2 separate regions of the Homo sapiens genome follow, and region 1 is linked to region 2. The links are chromatin loops, found by intact Hi-C in ENCODE. Cell type or tissue: CD4-positive, alpha-beta T cell. All regions are shown on one strand. Links, peaks and the distances in the headings refer to the core of each region. The heading gives the core; the rest is flanking DNA.

What was found. A loop is a pair of places that touch in the nucleus more often than their neighbours do. Peaks named below come from ENCODE experiments on the same cell type or tissue, not always from the same donor. Only the 100,000 strongest peaks of a DNase experiment are listed, where the experiment ranks them.
Region 1: it touches region 2 in a loop (2.1-fold over the local background); 1 of 110 quality-filtered maps calls a loop at or near these places.

The regions. Positions count from the first base shown.
Region 1 is chr11:128,362,475-128,371,566 of GRCh38, forward strand. No RefSeq gene overlaps it. Among named protein-coding and RNA genes, the nearest start is that of MIR6090, 160 kb to the right of the region's middle. RefSeq lists an enhancer at 5,250-5,339. In CD4-positive, alpha-beta T cell, for the core only: no CTCF peak of the experiment used is centred there; DNase peaks (open chromatin) are centred at 2,847 and 5,317; H3K4me3 peaks cover 567 bases.
Region 2 is chr11:128,180,713-128,189,804 of GRCh38, forward strand. LINC02725 (long intergenic non-protein coding RNA 2725) reads left to right here. Exons shown (of 6, transcript NR_183639.1): 6 at 2,089-2,844. Among named protein-coding and RNA genes, the nearest start is that of LINC02098, 24 kb to the right of the region's middle. In CD4-positive, alpha-beta T cell, for the core only: no CTCF peak of the experiment used is centred there; no DNase peak of the experiment used is centred there.

The DNA of each region.
Region 1 (9,092 bases), core at 2,514-7,513, 180 kb after region 2:
TTTTATTCTCTCTCTCTCTCTCTCTCACCTCCTGAGCTCAAGCAATCCTCCCTCCTCAGCCTCCTAAGTATCTGGGACTACAAGCATGTGCCACCCTACCTAGCTAATTTTTTAAATGTTTTTGTAGAGATGGGGTCTCATTATGTTTCCCAAGCTCATCTCAAACTCCTGGGCTCAAGCAGTCCTCTCCCCTGGGCCTCCCAAAGTCCTGGGATTACAGGTATGAGTTACTGTTCCCAGCTCCTATTTTCTAATCTCCTCCCACACATTCCCCAATCTTTCATAATCTAGGTTCTGCTCCCATCACTGATGGAAACTGCTTACTTAAAAGTGACCTGAGAGCTTCCAAATGCCTCTCCCCTCTCACACCTCTTCCTGCTCACCTGCGGACCCCCATCAGAGGGACCACTTCTACCATGTGACAGCACCCCCCTTACTTTCTGTCACCCAGCCCAGCACTGGTTGCCTTCCACTTATTTAGACTTTTCTATCAGCCCATGTTGCCGAGACTTTCATCTGAATCTTCCCCTTATGTGCAATCCTTATGTTCAGCTTTGGTTTATTCACTTACCTAATAGTGTTATTATTAAGTGCCCATGAATGCCAAAGCCACTTCCAACAACATATCAAACTGATTATCTGAAAACCTTCCAATTACAAAATACCTAGAAAACTCAGTAATTATATAAGAAGTAGTTTAAATAAGGGGGAAAAAACACAACAAGAAACATGAAAGTAGGAGGAAAATTTTTTAAAAGATAGTATGCAGGGTATCAAACAATCCCATCTTTTCTCAAGCAAAATCCAAACCCATATTTTTGACCACCTACTATACAGTCTCTTTTGACTACGCTATAAAAGGCTTAAGCTCAAAGTGGTGAGAAATGAGCTAAATATCTTTCTTCAAAATGTTTCTTCACATTTGTTCCCAGGCTAAGTACACAGAAACATAAATCTTCTGTTCATACATTCCCAGAATTTCTAAGTCATCTTTTACCTACCCTCTCTTTGGTCCTGCTGTAACCTGGAATCCAGTGTACCTGGGAAGAGTCCTGGTACCTATGAGTCTATCTGGTTACTTCCTATTCATTTTCTCCATTTCCTAAGTCCCCGTGGCTAGACTTCCTTACCTTGTGCATTCTCTAAATCCTCTCCTGAGACCAAAATCCTTCTCTAAGAAGCTGGTGTCCTGACACTGTCTAGTTTTTACCAAACCCTTCCGTGAGATCTTCTGTGCCATAACAGCATTACCTCAATGACATTACTGTTATTTGGGGCATCACACTTGACTAAATATATCCTCTGTCACACTGAACCTATAGCCAGATTCCTAGCTTACAGCCCTTAGCTTAAATATTGATCCTGGCAAATTTAGCAACTTGAAAGTCTGCTGTCAACATGCCCTTTGCTCTGTCCTGGAGGAGAATATTTCTTTCATATAGGGATACACCTTGAACCTGAACTAGACAATTACTGGGATGCTGGTATTTCAGGACATATATCTGGGTGCGTAACTGGTGTATTTGAACTTTGCCTACCAGAAGTTTATTTGCATGAGGATCTCATGAGCATCTTGGGAGAAAACACTTCTCAAGAGAAGAAAGAGTTAGGCAGGCCAAGAAATAAAGTCTCAGTCACTGAAAAGAAGGAATAACTCTGAGTTTGATGTGGTATTAGTACATTGGATATCCCTCCAAGTCCAGCAAACCATGGAGTCCTCTATGTGAGCTTTACAAAAATGGTGAGTCGGCTATAAGGCCTGAAATGGAGAAGCATTAATTAGAGGCTATTGGTGCTGTGATAATTACCAGACTGAATTCCTGGCTGCCACTTGTGCATGCAAGAGTGAAAAGGCAGCTCAGGCCTGGGGCCAGTGAGAGGATTAACTGGGGGAAAAGCCACTCATTCTCACAACAATCCAATGCCCCAGAGCCCATGGGATGAAAACTGTGACTTAAAATTCAGCATAGAACACAGAATAAAAAAGATCAGAAGGGCATGAGATGAAGGAAGAACCGGGAAGAAGCAACAGGCACAAGAGTAGTTTCAGGACATAGAATTGGTACAAGTATCTCAGCTCCAAGGAGCTCACACCTCCTCTCTTTTCACCCAGTAGATTTACATTTCACTACGACTTGCCAGCATCACAGTCTCATGCTCCTCTCCATTTCTGCAGCAAGGTAGCTTATGAGCAAGAAGCTGTGGCAGCAAGTGCTGGGGCAGAAGGTCGTGCTGTGACAAACTAGTTTAACCACCCCCTCCCCATACACCCCCAACCACTTTCAACATAGCCTGGTTCAGCCACTGAGGCTTGCTTAATTATAATTAACTCTCCTCATCTGCCTTACATGTCTTCCTTTTCCCCTTTCCTTTATCTTTATTTTTAAGCCATGGTCAAATGCTTGTTTTTCAAAGTCTCTCTCCCTCCTACATGTTAAACAAGGTTAAACAAGAGGCAGGATGTGAAGTGCGCATTCTCATATCTCCTAAGATGACTCTTGAAAAATCAAGTATGACTCTTGAAAAATCAATATTGCCATGAAAACTGTCAGGATTCCCTGCTCCAAATAATGAATAAATGAAATGACTGGTCTAAAGATCAGCAACAAATTGGAGACAGAACAGAGGTGACTCTAAATATGTAATTTATCCCCTTAAACAAAAGGAAATTGATCTCTTATTGAATTATATCCACTTGATACTGACAAAGTAACTTACTGTGTATTTAACATAGTAGAAATGCTAGATCAATAACAGATGGAGTCATATTGTGGCTTCTGGTCATAACTCCAGAGCATGAATGGACCCATATGTTTCTAAGCACCCTGGACAGTTCCTTTGCTCTCATCAGCTCTACCACTTGCATCTTCTCATTGGGATAACTGCGTCATATTATCGCTACATGGGTTTTAAAATCCTGTGTCAGAAATCGTATTAACTGTCATTGGGCTCAAACTCCTTTATTGAGAGGTGAAGAAATTAGGACCCAGAGGGGTATTACATTGTTCAAGGTCACTATCTAGTGCAGGAAAAAAATTTCAAGTCTCCTAAGTCTGATTCTGAAAGTCCTTTCTACAACATACCGAGGTTTCCTAGCTTCCTCCTAATAATTATTTTTTAAAATAAGAGAAGCCAAGAAGCTTATCAGACTTTCAAGATATTTATTTGCCAGAGTTAACTTTCTCTCCTCTCTCACCCTTCGTAATCAGAAACCGTGATCCAGAAGGAACATGTATCATTCTTTCCATGTTTTCCATGCCTAGATGAGGTTTAAACTCTATCTTATCTACTTATATATTTGCGTTTTTTAATATTTCTGTAGATAGTTGGGACATAAAGATGTCAGAAAACCAGTATTTCCAAGTAACGTGCCTCACATACAGGAAATGGGAGCTTACATTCCCTTTAAGACATTATCATAGATGTACAAAAATATGATTGATTCAAAGTATTCTTAACATAATAATACATCTTTGAACGGTAATTGTGCCTTGATTTCCAGCACATATTTCTATCAATAACTTCATTTTAAAATCACTAGGGCCTTCTGTTGTTGTTGCTTCTGAAAGCTGATACTAGAAGTGATGTACTCCAAGAAGCCCCTTTGAAAACTTTGTTATGTAATATTACTTACAACAATCCATCCTTTCCTTTCTGCATTACCACTGTATTGCCGATTTTCCTTCTGCGTCAGTTTTTGTTTATAAACATTAACGCATCACATTTTAGGCTCTGCTAAGGTGAAATGCTGTCAAAATAAATATACTTTTTCAAAACTCATTTCCATTTCCTCTCTTCCCCAATTTCCTATTGCAATAAAGCTCTTCTTCTTTTTTGTTAATGTCCTTGATTTTGACATTGTTTTTCCTAACAGGCTTCGAAAATACCATCTTTACCAATGTGATTATTCTAGAACACATCTATTCTCAATTCTTATATTCTTACATATCTTTTTCCTAGCCCTGCCTTTCATCCTTTTTGGCCAACTAAAGAAGTCCTCCCACCACCCAACTTTTCACGTCATCTGTAACACTAAAACTATTTCAAGTTTTAACCGCTGCTAGAAAGAGGATTTTAACAACCCATGATTTGCCACAGCCATACATTTTATTTGTATACCATCCTGTCCTTTATCTAGAACTAGACTGTCTATCATTTCTTCCTTCAATATGGTGTGGTCATATTGCCAACAATACACATTTTGAGCATCAACCTTACTTAAGGACACAAAAGCTATGAAACATGTTGTATACCACTGAAAGCTACAGGCAGTATGTGATTCAGATGATGGATGCTCCATAATGGATAAAAGGTTCAGAGAAATTCTTCCGGGTCAGATCAAGCTGGAAATGGCAGTGAAGAAAGGGGAGAACATAGCCCATTGGAAAGGAAGAGGAAAATTGTTCCACAGGTTATGCCTTGATTTAATAATTGGTTGTATAATATTGGTAGATATGTAAACATAATTCAATTAAAAAAGACTTCCAAAAAATCTTTCTAAAAGACAAAAATATCATCTATTTATATGCACTGAAGCAAAAATTAAAAAACTTCTTTATATTAGCCGGAGGCGGTGGTGCATGTTGTGAGCCCAGCTACTCAGGAGGCTTAGGCTGGAGAATCATTTGAGCCCAGGAGTTCAAGGCCAGCCTGAGCAATAGTAAGACCCTCATCTCAAAAAATAAATTAATTAAAATAAAGATAGAGATAACTTTATATTAATTTTCTGAATATTAAAAACATAAGCAAAGTAATATATACTTGGCATATATTTATATACTTTAATCAGTTTATTAGTCATAGCTGCCTCTAAAACTGTGTCAGGAGTATTTTTTTGAAGAATATATATTTTATTAAGTTAGTACTGTTATTTTTCAGTTTTTCCTTAAAGTTTTCTACAATCTGCTTAAAAGCTGAATTTTCATTTCATCAACTTGTAATTACTGGCATTATCAATTCTTCTTTTAGCCCATTTTACTTTTTATTGAGAAAACACTGTAAGTGCTTAGGGGAATTAAGAACAAATTCTGCTAAAGAGGGGATATTCTTAATTCTAATTTTTTTACAAGGAAATATGTAAGCATTTCAGCTCAAAGATTCTTAAAGTTTCTGCTTTTGGATTCCAACCAAATTATTTTATTTTATTTTATTTTACTTTTTTACAAGATCTGGCTCTATCACCCAGGCTGGAGTGAAGGAGTGCAATCTAGTCTCAATGCAACCTCTGCCTCCCAGGCTGAAACCACCCTCTCGCCTCAGCTTCCCGAGTAGCTAGGATGACAGGCACGCACCACCACCCCCGGATAATTTTTGTTTTTGTTTTTGTTCTCACTTTCGTTTTCGTTTTGGTAGAGACGAGGGTTTTGCCATGTTACCCAGGCTGGTCTCGTAAGCTCAAGCGATCAGCCTGTCTCGGCCTCCCAAAGTGCTGGGACTACAGGTGGGAGCCAATGCACCCAGCCCAAATTACTTTATTTGACAAATGTTTTATAGGCTCAAACCTTTCAAATAACATATCTCTATTTATAATTTTTCAATGTCTCACAGAATGTAAATGCTGTAAAATTATAAGTCATCTCAACTTAATTCCATTCTTTTAGAGAATATAAGTGCATCTAATTAAAAATAAAAGTTCCATTTAAAAAATCTTCCCCCAAATAGGTATATTTCAAATTTCCATTGAATTTCAGAATTAGAGCTTCTATTTGAGCTCTCAGTCTCATTTGACCAGGTAAGCCCCTGCATTTGTATTCAAAGTCAGTTCCTCTTCTGTATTTTTTATTTTCAAGATATTTCTGCTTGCAAATTTTGTTTTTAGTAATTGCAGTTTTCTAAAATCTTCAAAAGGTAAAGTTTTGTTGTATGCAAATCATTTAAAGTTATGGTAAAATTTAAAAACTTAGCCAGGCATGGTGTCATATACCTGTAGTCCCAGATGCTCAGGAGGCTGAGTCAGGAAGACTGCTTGAGTCCAGGAGTTCAAGGCTGCAGTGAACTTTGATTAAACCAACACACTCCAACCTGGGCCACAAAAGTAGACCCTCTCTCAAAAAAAAAATTTTTTTAATTAAAGAAAGATTCCCAAATGACTTGGACCAAAACACAATTAAATTTCAGAGAACTTATTTATAAAAAACCATGTAATAACTTTATAAGACATTCAGGTCAATTAATATAAAATTTAAACATTTGTAAAATTGATGGCAGGTAGAAAAGGACATCTTTTTATTTATATTTTTTTATATTTAAAATTTATAACAAAAAATTTAAATTTACCTATTAGCTCTAATGCTCTAAGGCATTCATTATATGTATCAAAAACTTTTCTTGTGCACATGAGAATAGTATTCCTTATATACCATCTTGGCAGAATTGAGAAAATATCTCTCAAATAACATTTTTGTCTTCTGTCATTCAGATAAGAAACTTGGTAGAATATACTAATATAAAATTGGCAACATGTAACTGCTAGTGAATATTTTATTCTCTACATGGGGCCAACACAATAGTTGCTATTACTTTGGTTTTTGTATTATGCCTGCAGAAAAACTTGGAATTAAAAACAAAAAGAAATTAAATTGGAAGAACAGCCATTTAAAACCATACATGAAAAGTCAAGCTTCAAGCATTATACGTAAAAAGCACCTTCTAGAACTACAGATACTAAATTATTGTCTTCAGGTACCATCTTCTTAAAATAACTACTAATTTTCTAGGAGATGCTGATGCCACTTCAGCAGATTTGTGTGTTCTTGTTTCTATGTGGTCAGTGAGAGCACCACAGCCTCCGGGGTAGATGGTGCCCCTGGACAAATACTTGGTGCAAGTTACAGAGTCATCACCAACTTTCTTGAGAATGAAAACTTAGTACTTAAACTGTTATTAAACAGGCATTTTGATTATTTTTTAACTTATTTCTGTCAAAAGGGTTTATTGCAAAAATAAAAAAGTATTACAAAGCAATGAAATAGTGGCTATAGATCTATACCATACAATAAGTAGCAAAAATACCATAGCAAAATCATGCACACGACTCACTCCATTCTCTATACGCTGTAGAGTGTACAGGACTGCTTGGCTTCTATATCATGTCCGTCTAATAGAATTTCCCACCCTTGCGGTCGATCCTGCTGACTGGAAGCCTGACAGCCTCACACGTCTCTCAGGCCATGTCACAACTGGCTAGTGAAGCAAGGGTCCATGAGCACAGCAACTTCCAGAGCTTCTCCCAGCTCCACTCACGGCCAGAAAGAATTAGCTACCCCACACTGCTCGTATCTAAACACGCTTTATTATATCATTGAGCATCTGGCATTCCTCCCTTGAAATGGAAGCATTAATTAGCTGTATCCAGAAAGAGGGCCTTAACTACATGTCAAGCTGAGACCTCCTTTCACTATGTGTGAGTCTCATATAGACTAGAAGAGCTCACAGCAGAACCCTTGGGTACAAAGTGGAGGTCTCCCAAACTCAACCCAACAATGTGGTCCTATCAGTTTAGTGCAACCATTAATACTAATGCTTTGTTAGAGAATAAAAAATCCAGAGCTAATGCTAAACTAGCTAGGATGCCGAGCAAAAGGCAAAACCTGGAGACTGTTGAAACTGAGACATATATCACTCCTACTGTATTAGTCCATTTTCACATTGCTGATAAAGACACTCTCGAGACTGGGTAATTTATAAAGAAAAAGAAGTTTAATGGACTTACAGTTCCATGTGGCTGGGGAGGCCTCACAATCATGGCAGGAGGTGAAAGTCACATCTTACATGGTACCAGACAAGAGAGAATGAGAACCACGCAAAAAAAGCAATCCCTTATAAAAACCATGGATCTCATGTGACTTATTCACTACCACAAGAACAGTATGGGGGAAACCACTCCCATGATTCAATTACCTCCCACTGGGTACCTCCCACAACACATGGGAATTATGGGAGCTACAATTCAAGATGAGGTTTGGGTGGGGACACAGAAAAACCATATCACCTACCATAAGCAAACCACAAAAATACATTTTAAACAAAAATTTTCTTAAAATATTTAAATTTCTACATTATAATGTTCAGTAAAGATCATGGTTTTTCTACATAGTTTCTCTACTTTAAAAAATGTCTCTGCTCAGATGAGACTTTGTGTATTCCAGATGGCTTTACAAAACATTAGGTTAAACCGAATGAAGTTGCCCTCTTTGTCATTCAGAAACAGTTGAGTATCACCAAGTTTGTACTGATAATCCTAATATTTAAAACAACCTATAGTTCAGAAGATATGTTGTTGAAACTGAAGAGTAAAAAGAGTTTCGGAGAAACAATAAGAGGACAACATTAAGAAAATATGCACATCCCGAAGAGAATTAGAATGTGGAACATCAAGAGTCATAAAAGTTATACAAAGGTCTTTGCTTTAATTATGTTCCTAAAAATTTATAAAATGTGTTTTGAGCAATGCTTACCCTGAAATATTCTTAAGGGGGTATGAGTTCAAAAACAAAAAAGAAACCAGAGGTTCATAGAGGATACCAGTAATTTGTCTGGCACTTTGCAAAGTGAGAAAGAGAATTGAAAACTGAATGGGACTGATTAGACAAGAAAAGAAAGAAAAGCAAGAACAGATTCTCGGGGAAGAGTGGGCCTTGCCCTGAGGTGTACCAGTCACGCACTTAAAACCCTTTAACATCAAAACCCTGTTTAGCACATGCTAACGCCCAGCTGGAGACAATTTTCAATTCTCCCCTTAATTTTTCTCAGCTGCTGAACTTGTAAGACCCCCCCCCACCCCAACTACATAACGCTCATGTCATGGTTGAAGCTGTCTCACTCTATGCCATAGCATGGGATTTACTGCACTGGTGAGTTACGAGGGAAACTGTCTTATTTTAATTTGGGATGAAAGGGTAGCATGGGGGATTGGGGGACAACTGTACTGGTCTTAGACCTATGATCCACCACAGCTTTGTTACAAACTAGTTGTGTCAACAGACAGTCACTGCTTTTTTCTAGATTCCACAGATAAAGGGGGAGCTTGAACCATTAAACTCCTAGGTGATCTAGAAGTTTTCCTTAAATTAGAATATTTTCCTTAATTTAGA
Region 2 (9,092 bases), core at 1,585-6,584:
GCCTGCACATTGCTTAGGCAAACATAATTCTAGACAAAAATGGAACCCCAGAAATCTCAGTCAACATCCCTCACTCAAAGCCTAGCACCTGGCTTCCTTCTAACAGTGCCCTCTGTTGAGTGTTCACCTGGGATTTCCAGGACTGCAGCTGCTGTCTCTTTATAAACCCAGGCCTGGGTCACAGGGTGGGGAGAAAACAATGAGTGTTTTGGTTGTTTGGTGATATCCGGTGCCACTTTGTGCCGCTTGTTGCAAATTCAGTCCCATTTCCTGTGAACTGCCTCCTTGGGCTTGACTCCCCAGCACCATACAGGGGCTTCAGGGACACTTGGAAAACAATCTGTGCTCTGACCTCGGTGTCCCTGGACCTATCAATTGCCTAAGGCAGGGAGACTGCTCATACTTCAAGTAGTGGCCTGGGGACAAGATGGATCAGGAAGTAGAAAATAGAAAAGGATGGGGGTGAGGAGCCAGGGCAGGAGAGGAAGGTTATAAGGAGGAACAATGAGAGATGGACAGCTTTTTATTCTCTACAGAATGGGCTGTTTCCTAGACGTCACGGGATCATCATGTGGTGGAGATTGCAAGAGGCCAGTTTGGGGGTGAGGAGGGATTGCCGAGTACATATTTTATCACTGTGATGTGACTCAAGGGCGTCATTCCCTGTAAACAACTTTTGAGTAGGAGGGTTTTCTCTGGATAAGAAATTAACCAGTTAGCAGTCAAGAAATGGCAAAAGCTCAAGTAACAATTCTGTATACTTAACAAAATACTGTTAAACTCATTCATTCATTCGTTCAGCAGAAGTATGTCCAGGTACATCTCTGTACAAGGCATTGGGCTGATTGTCAGTTATATAGCAGCCTCCAAGAACAACATCATATTCGACCCCAGGAACTATAGTCCAGTGGGAAACACAGACATTGAACAAAAAGTACAATGTGAAGAATATAGTAGGAGGAAAGAAACAGGAGCATGCATTATGTCATTTATTATTATTTTTATTTGAGACAGAGTCTTGCTGTCAGCCAGGCTACAGTACAGTGACATGATCTCATCTCACTGCAACCTCCACCTCCCAGGCTCAAGTAGTTCTCCTGCCTCAGCCTCCAGAGTAGCTGGGATTACAGGTGCCCACTACCACACCTGGCTAATTTTTGCATTTTTAGTAGGGATGGGATTTCACCATGTTGGCCAGGCTGATCTCGAACTCCTGACCTCAGCTAATCCGCCGGCCTTGGCCTCCCAAGATGCTGGGATTACAGGCATGAGCCCCCATACCCGGCCTATTTTTTAAATACAACTTTTTGATGATTAACCTCATTATAAACTTCATTTATTAATGCCATTTCACATTGAGGATCTGAGAGGTTAGGTGGTCAGGACTTGAACATGCACATTCCGCCTTAGTTCCTCCTCTCCTGTTACTCTGTAATCAATACCACAAAACCTCCCCAGCTCAGCTGCTTTCCACCCTTGTGGCCTGAGGCCTGAGACTGCTTCCACCATACTGAATACCATTCTGTGGTGCTTCAATGTTAACCCCTGTCATAAGCAACAGGCTCTGCAATAGTGTCCCCTGGCTTCTCAGCCCAATGCCTAAGGTGACCGACGCTCAATCAGCAACGCAATTATGCAATGAAAACAGCTACACAGGGAAAACCAGAACCATGAAAGTGGGTCAGGTCCAAACCATCTTTGTACCATGTGGCTTGCAGAAACCCAGATCTCGTTTGCTTGCTTGCTGATGCTGAATTTGGGGATATGCATGCCTTTTAAAATAAGAAAGTATTTATTCTTAGATGCTCTTAGACTGTTTTGAAGCTAGAGCCATTGTAGTTTTGCACACTTACTTCATAAAGGAACTGTACCTATAGTTTAAAAGTTGTTATTTGGTAATTGTCATGTAATGATTATCTCCTTGCTCTCCTTACCACTCTGATTGTATACAAGTTGATTTCCCTGTTTCAGGAGGGGTTTTCTGATGCATATACTATAGACAATCTTCTCTATTTACACTTCAGTTTTTAAAAAACTAAGCTTTTTTTTTTAAAAAAAGTGAAAGTCATAATCTGTTTCTTTTCAAAGTCCTAGATGCAATGGGATTAAACTTGGAGAAAATGGGATTAAACTTGGACAAACACTACCTATTTGGACTTGTGATGATGGCTTTCAAACTTCTTAAAGCAATGAAGTATTTTTTCCAGAAGAAACCTTACACAAGAAGCCCAGCACACTGAGTCAAGCATATGTAGGTGGAAGATATCTGGTTGAGACCAAGTAGAGATAAACCTGTAGATTCAACTGTGCCACCACAGTGAATTCTAAGAATCCACTGACTGTGATCTGTAAGCTCCTACTCCACAGGAGGTCAGGGCACACAGCTTGAAACCGGAAGGCAGAAGAGTGACAGGGAAGGGTCATGGACTCTGAAATTAGAGCTATCTGTGTTTTAATACTAGTTCCAATAGGCACATGGTCTTGGATAAATGGTTTAAATTATCTGAGTCTCAATTTCTTTCTCTGCAAAAAGGGATGATTAGTACATATGTAATAGGGTTTTTATAGAAAATTGTATAACTTGTTAAACACACATGTACTAAGTGCTTGGTGCCCAGTATGCACTGAATAAATGCTAGCTCCTTGCCTTTCATCTCTATGACCCTTCCCAAATCTCTCAGCCCCATATTGCTTCATGTAGTGTGTGTATATTTGGGAAAATTTGTGTGCATATTTACAGATGGGATCCTACTCTTCTATTGACAGACTGTCTTTTCAGATGTGCCTTACTTTCATTGCATTGGTTTTTCAACTGAAAGTGAACATAAAGGTTTTAAGCATGCCTAGGTCTTATCTTTTTGGTCAAATATCTAACACCCTCAATAACAGTTGTAAATCATTCTTTTGTAATTTGATCATTCATTTTTATAAAGTAAAACACAACTGCCCACTGTAAAAATAGACTTCATTTGCTCTTTTCTTCCAGTGCAGCAAATGACAGACACTTTAAGAACACACATTTAACTTCAGCAAACAAATCATGTATATTTTAGACATAACTGTCAAGTATAGAAATGATACCATCCAACTTACCAAACTATCACATAAGAATGCCCAATAGCAGACATTAGGATGGGGCAAAACTGAAAGAAGGATTGACTTCATCAAACCCTTGATGACATACAAAATGGAAACCATTCAAGTTCAACTGAAGAAAACGATATCCCACAAGATCTAGGGGTAAAAAGCAGACAAAGTTTAGGAATGAATTTAAACTACTGACTTACGTGTTGTCAGGAGTCTATTTCTATTCCTCAATTTTACTCCTTTTTGTACAACTGTGTGCATTCTCTCTCTGACTCTCTCTTCCTCCCTCCCAACACCCCCCACCCTCTTCTTGTTGCTGTTTCTCTCTATTTCTTCAGATCAAAGGGTTGATCTCTTCCAAATGTACATATTACAGATCCACACTCTTAGAAAAACAACAGAATCTCTCTAGTGCTTAATTTAATTTGTCCATCTAAAAGATATTACTTGGCCCAATTTGACCAAGCACCATCTACTGGACCAAATAATGGTGGCCAGAGAAGCATGGTCACAATGGGGAATGGGAATAAGATGGGGATCATATGGGGACTAAGAATGGGCAAGAACATCTCCCAGAGTGGTAAGAGAAACAATCTAATGGGCATATATTCCCAGTGTCCTCAAATACTCCTCTACCCTAAATTGCTTGCTCTGCTCTTGGGCCTTTGGATGTGCTGACCTGAGTAGTGGTAACAAGTTCAGAATTGTAGGGAAAGGGCTATGAGTTTATATTTTAAGGGCAGAGAGTGGCATTTATGCAGTGGAAACACATGGAAGATGAGTAGGATTGTGAAGGATAAACTTGGGAAAAGAACAATGACCTGAAGAGTACTAATAAATGCAGGGATGGGTGACCAGAAAGAAAGGATAGATAGGAGGAAAATCTTAGAGTAAAACTGGCAAAAGTTCACGGCCAGTTTAGTTAATGGAATCAAGGACAGTGAAAACGCAATGATAACTTCAGTGTTCTGGTTCTGATGACCAAAGAAGGTCATCATTGTGATGGATATTTTCTCTTATTTCATAACCTCTGCTCTATGCTCTGTGTGATTCCTCTCCTTCCATTCAACTTGCCTTGCATTTTCCGGAGTCTACTCCTTGGCTAAATAGGGTCCTTCTTTCTCAGTAGCCCTTACTACCGAATTAAATCATGGTGCCAGGGCTCATTCTGCTTTGTTTCTGGAAACCTGCCAAGCATGCTCCTGCCTTGGGGGCTTGCACTGATTCGTTGCTCCATATTGAAATGTTATTTGCATGGTCACCTGTGGCCCTGATATGGTTTGGCTGTGTCCCCACCCAGATCTCGAATTGTAGCTCTCATAATTCCCACGTCATGGGAGGGACCCAGTGGAAAGTAACTGATTCATGAGAGCAGGTGTTTCCCCCATACTGTTCTCATGATAGTGGTATAAGTCTCACAAGATCTGATGGTTTTTATAAAGGGGAGTTTCCCTGCACATGCTCTCTCTCTCGCCTGTTGCCATGTAAGATGTGCCTTTTCTCCTCCTTTGCCGCCCACCGTGATTGTGAAGCCTCCCCAGCCACGTGGAACTGTGAGTCCATTAAACCTCTTTCCTTTGTAAATTACCTGGTCTTGGGTATGTCTTTATCAGCAGCATGAGAACAGACTAATACAGGCTCCTATCCACACTTCCTCAGGACTCTCTCAGAGACCCCTTGCCTTACCAGCCTATGTTATTCCCAGTAGCCTTCTATCCCTGTATCTGGCTTTAGCTTATTCATGACCTGATATTTTACCATCAGGAAATAAATATAAATATCAACAATGAAAGTATAAATGAATGATATCTCTTTTCTTGACCATCCCTACACAACAGAATCCAAGTTTCATGACAGCAGGGATATGTGTGGCTTACTGCAGTACTTTTACCTCCTAGAAGTCTCCTAGGCCAATGGTAGATGCTCGATTAATATTTGTAGGATGAATAAGTGAAAAAAGTTTTGACTAGGGTCAGTAGTGTTAATCTTGGTTCAAAATAAAACATGAGGTAAAAATAAACGAGTAAGAAAAGAAACAATTTAACAGACGATGGCTTTTCCCACTTTTATGTGATGTTGCCTAGGCTTTGCCATTTTATTGAATGGACAAACTTCTTTATGACATAACTTCCCTCTCACTCTCTCCTCCCAATAGCATAAAATAATGTAAAAGTCAGGAGATCAAAATCTAGCAGACCCAATTTCAGTTCAATATAATATTGTAACATTAACCATAAAAACCATAGAAAAAAACCTAGACAATACCATTCAGGACATAGGCATGGGCAAAGACTTCATGACTAAAACACCAAAAGCAATTGCAACAACAGCCAAAAAGTGACAAATGGGATCTAATTAACCTAGAGTTTCTGCACAGCAAAATAAACTATCATCAGAGTAAACAGACAACCTACAGAATTAGAGAAAATGTTTTCAATCTATCCACCTGACAAAGGGCTAATATCCAGAACCTAAAAGGAACTTAAACAAATTTACAAGAAAAAAACAACCCCATCAAAAAGTGCGTGAAGGGTATGAACAGACACTTTTCAAAAGAAGACATTTATGTGGCCAACAAACATATGAAAAAAAGCTCATCATCACTTGTCATTAGAGAAATGCAAATCAAAACCACAACGAGATACCGTCTCATGACAGTTAGAATGGCGATCATTGAAAAGTCAGAAAACAACAGATGCTGGAGAGGGTGTAGAGAAATAGGAATGCTTTTACACTGTTGGTGGGAGTGTAAATTAGTTCAACCATTGTGGAAGATAGTGTGGTGATTCCTCAGGGATCTAGAACTAGAAATATCATTTGATCCAGCAATCCCATTACTGGGTATATACCAAAAGGATAATAAATCATTCTACTATAAAGACACATGTACACGTATGTTTATTGCAGCACTATTCACAATAGCAAAGACTTGGAATACTATGCAGCCATAAAAAATGATGAGTTCATGTCCTTTGCAGGGACATGAATGAAGCTGGAAACCATCATTCTCAGCAAACTAACACAGAAACAGAAAACCAAACACCACGTGTTCTCACTCATAAGTAGGAGTTGAAGAATGAGAACATGTGGACACAGGGAGGGGAACATCACACACTGGGTCCTGTTGAGCGCTGGGGGACAAGGGGAGGAGTAGCATTAGGAGAAATACCTAAAGTAAATGATGGGTTGATGGGTGTAGCAAACCACCATGGCACATGTATACCTATGTAACAAACCTGCACGTTCTGCACATGTATCCCAGAACTTAAAGTATAATAAATTTAAAAAAAGAAAAAAAATTGTTGTCTTCTCTGTGCCCGTTTTCTTTTATTTTAAAATGGCCTGAAATAATTTAATATGTGTTATGGATTAAATCGTGTCCCTCAAAAAGATGTTGAAATCCTAAGCCCCTTATCTGTGAGTGTGAACTTATTTGAAATAGGGCTTTTGCAGATGATTAAGTTGATATGGGGTCCCTTCAAGGGGAGCCAATAATATTGGATTACAGCTCACTATAATGACCCCATATCAACTGGGAGATACAGAGACAGGTATGTACAGAGCAAAAATTAAGTGAAGACACAGAGAGAAGATGTCTGTCTACAAGCCAAGGAACGCATGAAGCTAGGAGAGAAGTATGGAGCAGATTCTGCCTCGCAGCCCTCAGAAGGAACCGGCAACCAACCCTGCTGATAACCTTGATGTCAGACTTCCAGCCTCTAGAACAGGGAAGCCAAAATTCTGTTGTTTAAGCCACCTGGTATTTAAACCACAAGGTATTTATGGAACTTTGCTACAACAGTCCTAACAAACTAATACAATGTGAAATACACACACACACACACACAGCAGCAGCAGCAGCTCTGTGCCCAACATAGATATCTAGCTCTGTCACTTATGCTTATTTATCCATCTTTTCTCTCGTCTCTTTCCCTCCAGAAGCTGCAATGAGGAGAGGAACCTGGTTTATTTCAAGGGACACAGAGTTAGGGTTCTTCAGAAGATCACTTTCTTGTTCTACAGGCCAATAGGGGAGTAGCAGGGAACACAATTTTGTGAATGAGGAGAAAGCTAGCCATGGAGCCTTTGGAACATCTGTTGGAGTCCCCCACTTATTCAGGACCAGATGCTAATGGTGTACGCAATTGCACATGGAGGGAAGTTTCACTGACACTAATGAGCCATTCATTGTCCTGCACTCCAGGGCTCCTCCCACAAGGCCTGTTTTCAGATGTTCTACATTAAGTGAAATGCAGCACCCAGTTTCCATAGGAACTGAAGGCAAAGGCTCCCAGAAGGCCACATATGTTAGCATAGACTGATGCTCTGGGAGACTGCAGGCATTGATTCATCTGAGAGTGAATGAGCATTTTTTCACATCTGCTATTGCCAGGCACCATGTTAGGCACTAGAGACACAACCCAAAGAATAAATTCAGGGGCTGAGGCAGACAAGCAAAAATGATCATGTAAAAATGCTGTTACACAGTAAAGGGGCGGGTCACTGAGTTCACAGGATGGGCCTCTACCTAAGCTTTGAGCCAGGGAAAAACAAACAAACACGTATTCTAGAGAAGGAACCCTGTAACCTCTGAGGTGTCAAGGGCATGGAGACAAGTCAGGCAGGATGGCAGGAAGAGGACAAGGAGGCAGCTCTTCCCGACAGAGGGAGAATTGGCTGTGTCTCTAGGAATGTGGATGAAAGAAATCTAACTTGGAATGCCTGGCTTCAAAACTCAGCTGCCCTGTTGACTGTGCTCTGTGATGTGAGGCTTTCAGAAATACCTGAATTCCACCAGCCAGGATGTCCTGAAGTGTTCTAAAACCTCACCCTTCCCTCAGAAGTGTGGACTGCAGCTTCATTCAGCATTCATAAGGCTGGTTCAACGTCCAGCTCTGGAGAAAGCAAGTGCTTCTTATGTAACGTGAGGCACGTCTCCAGCAGCAGCCACCTCACATCCCAGCCCCGCACATCATGTCACACATTCCTGACTCCTCACACTACCCTAAAAAATGTGTGTTATCGAAGATTGATGTTCCCTGCCTTTGAACTCAGCCTAGGCTTTTATATGCTATTAAGGACAAGGGTAAAACCCGAGTCCCACTGTGAAAGTCATTCCAGTTGTCTCCATGGTCCATTTTCCCAGCAGGGTCACTTTGGCACACAGAGAAAGCGAAGGCCTGGGAACAGACTTGCAAGGAATTATGGAAAACATATTTGGCTGAGACACTTTGCTTGACTTCTACAATTTCCATTGTCCCTGCCCATGTTTCCAAATGACAAATGTATCTCCAATTGAGACACTGCAAAGTGCCTCGTATATAGTAGTTATTAATTATATGTGATATAAAATTATATATACATATACGCATGTAATTATGCATGTTTTTATATGTAATTATGTATACATATATAGTATGCATATGTGTATATATACACATATAGTATGCATATATGTACATATACATATATACATATATACATGTATGCATATGTGTATATATACATATAAATACATATATACAAATGTATATGTATATATACAATGTACACATGCATATGTATATATAAATATACATATACATGTATATGTATATTTGTGCATATACAAATATACATATACATGTATACGCATATAAAACATGCATATATATTAACATATTCATATGTTAATATAAAATATGGATATGTGTATATATACACATTATATAGATATATATAAAATAGAGGCAGAACTGACTTTTCTCTGCTTTAAACTTTACTGTAGCTACCAGAATGCTTTTGCATATAGTAGGATCTTATTAAGCATCTGTTGGTTGATTGACTAGCTAATTGTCTAGCTGGTGGGCAAGAAGAAGTAACTTGTCTTCGTATCACAAGGCCAAAAGTCTATAACAAAATGTTAAAGTAAATTCACCAAAACTTCTATTCCAAACAACAAGAAAAATATCTGGAACATATACAAAATTAAAGAGACAAGAAAGAAAGAAACCAGTAAGTACCTT